2 separate regions of the Homo sapiens genome follow, and region 2 is linked to region 1. The links are chromatin loops, found by intact Hi-C in ENCODE. Cell type or tissue: heart left ventricle. All regions are shown on one strand. Links, peaks and the distances in the headings refer to the core of each region. The heading gives the core; the rest is flanking DNA. Region 1 overlaps SH3RF3 (SH3 domain containing ring finger 3). Region 2 overlaps SH3RF3 (SH3 domain containing ring finger 3).

Region 1 (2,905 bases), core at 180-2,679:
TTAACAGGACTATTCAAAAGCAAACACCAAAGGTAAAAATCTTGCTTTGATCCACCTAATTTAAACTCCATCAGTCTGCCACAGTGATGCTGTATAAAGGCAGGTTATACCATTGTAGCTTTCAGAGACCCTTCTTTCCTCTCTGACTCAGGAATGGAACATATCCAAAGAATAAAAACATTCCCCAGAGGGGAGACCAAGCTGGCATGAACCAGCACCTACGCTGCAGCACTGGAATCATTTGGTTCCTGGAGGTCTGATTCACATGGAGGTTGTCAGAGCCAGTGTGTGCGTCTCAGCTGCATGCCAGGCATGGGGGAAGTAAGGTGGGTCGGACCCACCGTGGGGGAAAACAGGAACTGAGCGGAGAGTCACATGGAGTTGCCCATGTCTCTTGGAGCCTTTATTTGCGGACACTGAGGAGTGAGAGATGCAACAGGACAGAACAGGTAGCAGGGGTGGCCAATCTCTGCCCGACCTCGCCCTTTGGGGGTCAGAGGGTCAAAGTGGGCATAGGAGCATGGCAGGAAGGTCGTGTCACAGCACAAGTCCCTCTGGGGATCACACCCAGAGGCCTCTAATTCTCCACATTAACTCACAGGATTCAAGTAAAGAAAGTCCTTGAACAAAGAATCTGTGATATGACACTTCCCCCTTGTCTGCTGTGGGAGCCGTCACAGATCCTGTAACAGGAGATGCTGGGCCTCCCGTGGCTGGCGCCTCTGACCTCAATTCAACCAAGAGGTCACCTTCCAGAGAGCCTGGGCAGCCATGGTGACATTGCCCACTTGGGAACAGATGGACCCCTGCTCGGCTACCCCCACCCCACATGCCAACCGCAGAATGAGTCTAAGCCTGATGGCTCTAATTTCACTGTTTCTTGTGAAATATGGAACATGGAATTCCATCACTGACTACTCAGGAGCCCACACTAAATGCCCGGCCTGCCCCTGGTGATCCGATGCAGCTCGTGAGCCTCTGGCCTGTCTTCTGCACATTCTCCACTGGCCTGTCTCCCGCACCTGACTCTGGGCTCCAGAAGAGCAGCAGGTCTAGTACCCGACACAGAGTCAGGGCCCGGTATGTTTCTGTGGAATAAATGGGCAGGTGCCCTTTGTCCTCTTGTCCAGTGGGCTCTAGCCTTCAGCCTGGGGTTGCACATCCTGGGCAGAGGCCCGTGGAATGCAGCAGGTTATATGGTGATGACAGGAAAGGCAGGCAGTCACTTCTGCCCAGAGAAGCAGGCCTACCCAGAGGCTCCAGGGCCCTGCGACAGCCCGTTCACAGTGGGTTCTCCCGAGTGGAGAGCCTCCTCCTGTGAGGCCCCTGGAGGAGGGCCTCGGCTCTGCAGCCTGGAGCCCGCCAAGCCTGGAGAAGCCTAGAGCCATTATGGGGTCTGTCTCCTTAGCAAGGCCCTGACCGGACCCTGAGAGTTCAGAGGTCCCTGCTCTTGGTCATGAGTGACCACCTGGGGCACCAGTGGTCCCAGGTCTTCTCTTAGGGGGAAGAGTCCACTGGGCAGAGAAGCAAGTTGGGTTTCTGTGTGCCTAAAAATAGCCCCAGGAAGCTGTTGCTCTCGCCCTCCGACTGAGTGGGGAGGGAGGGAGGCACCAGTGCAGTTTCCCGGGAAGCTGTGCAGCCAGATGACAATCGGAATTAGCATCAGAACACCTTGATAAAAGGAAGGGAGAAGGAGTTGAATCCCTGAATGAAAAATAGATTATTCATTGTCAGGCTGAACAATAGAACAAGACATAAATAGCAGCTGTACGCAGGACATGCCAATTTTGCTCAAAAACACTGTGCATGGTTCTCCTACCGCCCTCCAGAGAGTGCCACCTCGAGCTCTGCACTCAGCAGATGGGGGAGAGAGCAATGGCCTCTCAGAGGCAGGAAGGATGTGGGCTTTAGAAGCAGAGATTCGAGTTAGAATTCTAGTTCTGTTATTTACAACTCTGTGCGTGTGTGTGTGAGAGAGAGAGAGAGAGAAATACTGACACAGAGAGACACAGGCAAGACAGAACGAGTGAGGAGAGAGAAAACAACAACTTCTGGGCATCTAAAATACAGTGAGGCCGACATAAGGGAAGAATTCCCTGTGTAGGGAGGTGGGAAGAATGCTGAGTGTTAACATCAGAGATCTGCATTAGGATTCTGGCTCTGTCATTTACATCTGGGGGCGGCGGGGAGCAGGTGCAGCAGTGGCAGGGGATGGAGGAGACACAAGAGACAGGAGATGAAGATGGAAAGGAGGAAGGGGAAGCAGGAGGGAGAGAGGACCCAGCAAGCAGCCTGGATAAGTTACAAAGCCTCTCAGAGCTTTGGTTTACACATGGAGAAAACGAGGTTCCAACTACTTCCCCTGGAACCTGGGACAGCTGTAAAGACCAAGTGTGAGCTTATTGGCCGAGCACTTGGTGCAGATGATTATTCAACAGCAACTGCCAGGACAGCCAGAACCAGTCTCTTCTGCACCTCACCCAACCCTCCTACTCAATTTCACCTGTCAGTGCTATTTTGTTTGCTCCCAAATGTTTGCTTCACAGGGATCCCTACGCACCAGGGTGGCCCTGCCTCAGGTGCCCTAGAGGACAGGGCTGTGATGCACAGATGTGAGACCCCAGCTATCATCTCCCTGTGAGCTGACCAGGGTCTCTGTAGCAGTTTCCCCTGATGAGCCCCTCTCACAGGACCCCAAGAGTCCTGGAAAGGCGTCATTCTGCTGCACCTGGGTCAGCGCTTAGAGCCATGACTCAGGTTAACTGAGGGTTCTGCTCCTGGTGCTGATGGAGGCTTATATTATCTCAAGCTCCTATGTAGCTCTGGGCTGGAGCTGTGTGTCAAGCTGGTGCCCTCCATAGCATTCAACCAAAAAAAACCATCACCCCATTCATGGAAGCACAGG
Region 2 (2,905 bases), core at 211-2,710, 130 kb before region 1:
AGGTCTCAGGGCAGGCAGGGTCAGAGGGAGACAGGGCAGTACTTCAGTTTTGTTATACCCTTTTCTGTTATTTGATTTATTGCATCACTTGTGAGTTTCTTTTTAATTTAAGAGGGGAAAAATAAAAAGGAGAAAGTTGCAATGTTGTTTTGAAACAATGGTACTAGATATGATGGACCAGGGAAGCTTTGCTGTTGATTAGCTGATAGGGCAGGAGGTAACTCCACAGGAGGGGGCGGGCCTCAAGAGCTGGGCTGATATAGGGATAATGAAAAGGCCTGGGCTGGTGAGTGATGTGGCCAAGGGAGTGGTCAGAGGTGTGGAACAGGTAAATCTAGCAAAAAGCAGGTGCGGGCCAGAGTGTGGATGGGCCAAGGGTCGAGGTGCCTGGTGAGGTAAGAAAGGCAGTGGGATGACCAGGCAGGGTGGCTCATGCCTGTAATCCCAGCACTTTGGGAGGCCAAGGTGGACGGATCACCTCAGGTCAGGAGTTCGAGACCAGCCTGGCCAACATGGTGAAACCCCATCTCTACCAAAAATATGAGAATTAGCTGAGCGTGGTGGCAAGCGCCTGTAATCCCAGCTACTTGGGAGGCTGAGGCAGGAGAATCGCTTGAACCCAGAAGGCAGAGGTTGCAGTGACAAGATCACGCCACTGCACTCCAGCCTAGGAGACAAGAGCGAGACTCGGTCTCAAAAAAAAAAAAAAAAAAGAAAGGCCAGAGGATGGCACACCTTGGTGCCTCTAGGGCCAACTGAGGAGGCTGGGGTTGTCTGGTGGACGCTGGGAGCATCCAAGGAGCTGAGATAGAGGTGGAGGCACAGGGATGGCGGGGGTTGTGGGGGGCTTGAAGGCCATGCAGTCAGCAGGATGTGGCCCTGGCTGCAGAGGTGCTTCTGAGGAGCCAAGCCAGCTAAGCAGGGGATGGTGGGGCTGCTGATGGGGACAGTCACAGGAGGAGTTTACAGGGAAGGCAACCCCAGCGCCTGCAGCCTGGGGAGGGGACAGGCATGGAGACAGCAGGTCGAAGGACTGTGACCTCATGTGGCACAGCTGGGTGACAGCCACAAGAATGTGCTCTGTGCCTGCATGGCCAGGGACTCCTTTGTGTGTCCAGCCTTGACTTTATACCAAACTCTATGCCAATTCCCACCCTCTAGCAATCTGTTGAATAACAGTATTTTGGCCGACACAGCAGATAGGAAGTCAAAGGAAGCAACATGAGTTTTAAAAGACAGTCAAGTAGTTCTCATATGCCACCTCAACCCACAGGCAGTCAGGAAAACAGGCGGAAGGTGCCAAGGTCTTGCGGGGAGGCCTGGCTCAGAGAAGGGAGCACCTTTTCTTGCTGGGCACCGAGAGCATACGCTCCAGTGGGACATCTAGCAAGCAGTGAGTGAGGCTGGAACCTGGCCAGAGGCCTGGGACATGTGAGAGGCACCACTGGGGCTTGCAGGAAACTTTAGATATTCAGAAGAAAGAAACGGGGACTTATCTTTGTTGAGTCTGGCTCTCGGGTTGCAAGTTATACTTGGAAGTTTTTTGATTATTATTTTATGTTCGGAAATTTTCCTGTCGGAGATGGGGAAAAGGTAATTAAAAGCTGTGCTCTGTTAAAATTTTAGTGGGGAAAGGGCACCTCTCTGGTTATGCTGAGAACAGTTACTGGAAGAGCACAGGAGGGTTTATAACAATATAAATATGCAACGCATTTTTAGAGAGGGCAGAGGAATAGAAGATCTACAATGAATACAGAGGAAAAAGTGAACGAGATAATTAAAAGAAACAGAAAAATTGTGCACCAGCTATTGGGTATTTTAAACATTAACATGCATCTTCAAAAATGCTGCCCTTGCCAAAGACAGAAGATAAAGAAAATTGGTTCATGAAAATAGCAGGGAACGGGAGGCAGCAGCCAGTGAAGTGCTGAGCTATTGTGCTTCTCTAGCTTGTTTTTGGTGGAAGACGTGACCGCCGCATCGTGTTGCTCTCTTGCTGTTATCAGTGGTGAAGCAGTTGTTCCCTGCCCTTCCTCCTGCAGGAGAGGAAGCAGCCGGAGGTGCAGGCAGGGACAGGGAGCTGAGGGCATCCTTGTTCTTGGAAGCTGAGCCCTGGGCATCAGGATTATTACCATTTACAGCACTCAAAACGATGGTGAAGAGCAAAATGAACACTGCTCTCCCCCTCTTAGGGGTCATGGCCCCGGGCTGGGCGCGGGAGTGGGTTTGGATGACCGGCCAAGTTCACCACGGTGTCAGGGAGCTCCTGAAACAAAAGAGACTGACTCCCTGAGGAACTTCAAGAAGATAAACAGCCACAGCACGGTGTTCTGCGGGAAGTGCGTGATGCTGCGACAGCTTTGGCAACAGATGGAGCTGGGTGTCCCTGGTATTTATTAGTTGGCTGATCTTGAACAAGTTCCTGAACTGCTCTTAGCCCCACTTCCCTCATGTGTAAAACGGACTACATAATTATCTAAATATAATGATAATTATTACTATGCTGAGACCTATTTCTTGAGAGCTGACTATGAGCCGGGCACTGTCCTAAGTCTTGCCCATACATTCATTCACTGAATTCTCAAAGCAGCCCTGAAGAAAAAACAGGCTCTGAGATGCTGAACAAGAGACACAGGGTAATCAACTCAAAAGCTGCACAAGCCGCATTCGAACCCGGGACTTGCTGAGGCCAAATTTTAACTGTGGCTCTACTGCCTTATCGTGAAAATTAAGCAAGGCAATGCACATAACCCCAGTACGCCATTCAGTAACTGGAAGGCATCCCTAGAATGCACCGTTGAGGTCTGAGTCTGCTTCAGTCATTTTGTAGGGGAGCACAGAGGCATTCACATACAACGACCATTACCAAACTCCAGCAGTGATTCCGTGGTGATAAAACAGTGAC

The links. A loop is a pair of places that touch in the nucleus more often than their neighbours do. Peaks named below come from ENCODE experiments on the same cell type or tissue, not always from the same donor. Only the 100,000 strongest peaks of a DNase experiment are listed, where the experiment ranks them.
Region 2: a loop joins it to region 1, with 2.0 times the contacts of the local background. A loop is called at or near these places in 7 of 110 quality-filtered maps.

What each region holds. Positions count from the first base shown.
Region 1 is chr2:109,348,104-109,351,008 of GRCh38, reverse strand. All of the region lies in intron 2 of SH3RF3 (SH3 domain containing ring finger 3), which reads right to left. It also overlaps a transcript of RANBP2 not described here. Among named protein-coding and RNA genes, the nearest start is that of MIR4266, 36 kb to the right of the region's middle. RefSeq lists an enhancer at 1,898-1,967. In heart left ventricle, for the core only: no CTCF peak of the experiment used is centred there; DNase peaks (open chromatin) are centred at 776 and 1,219; H3K27ac peaks cover 567 bases.
Region 2 is chr2:109,481,876-109,484,780 of GRCh38, reverse strand. The region is part of intron 8 of SH3RF3 (SH3 domain containing ring finger 3); the gene reads right to left. It also overlaps a transcript of RANBP2 not described here. Among named protein-coding and RNA genes, the nearest start is that of SEPTIN10, 130 kb to the left of the region's middle. In heart left ventricle, for the core only: no CTCF peak of the experiment used is centred there; a DNase peak (open chromatin) is centred at 1,390; H3K27ac peaks cover 1,963 bases.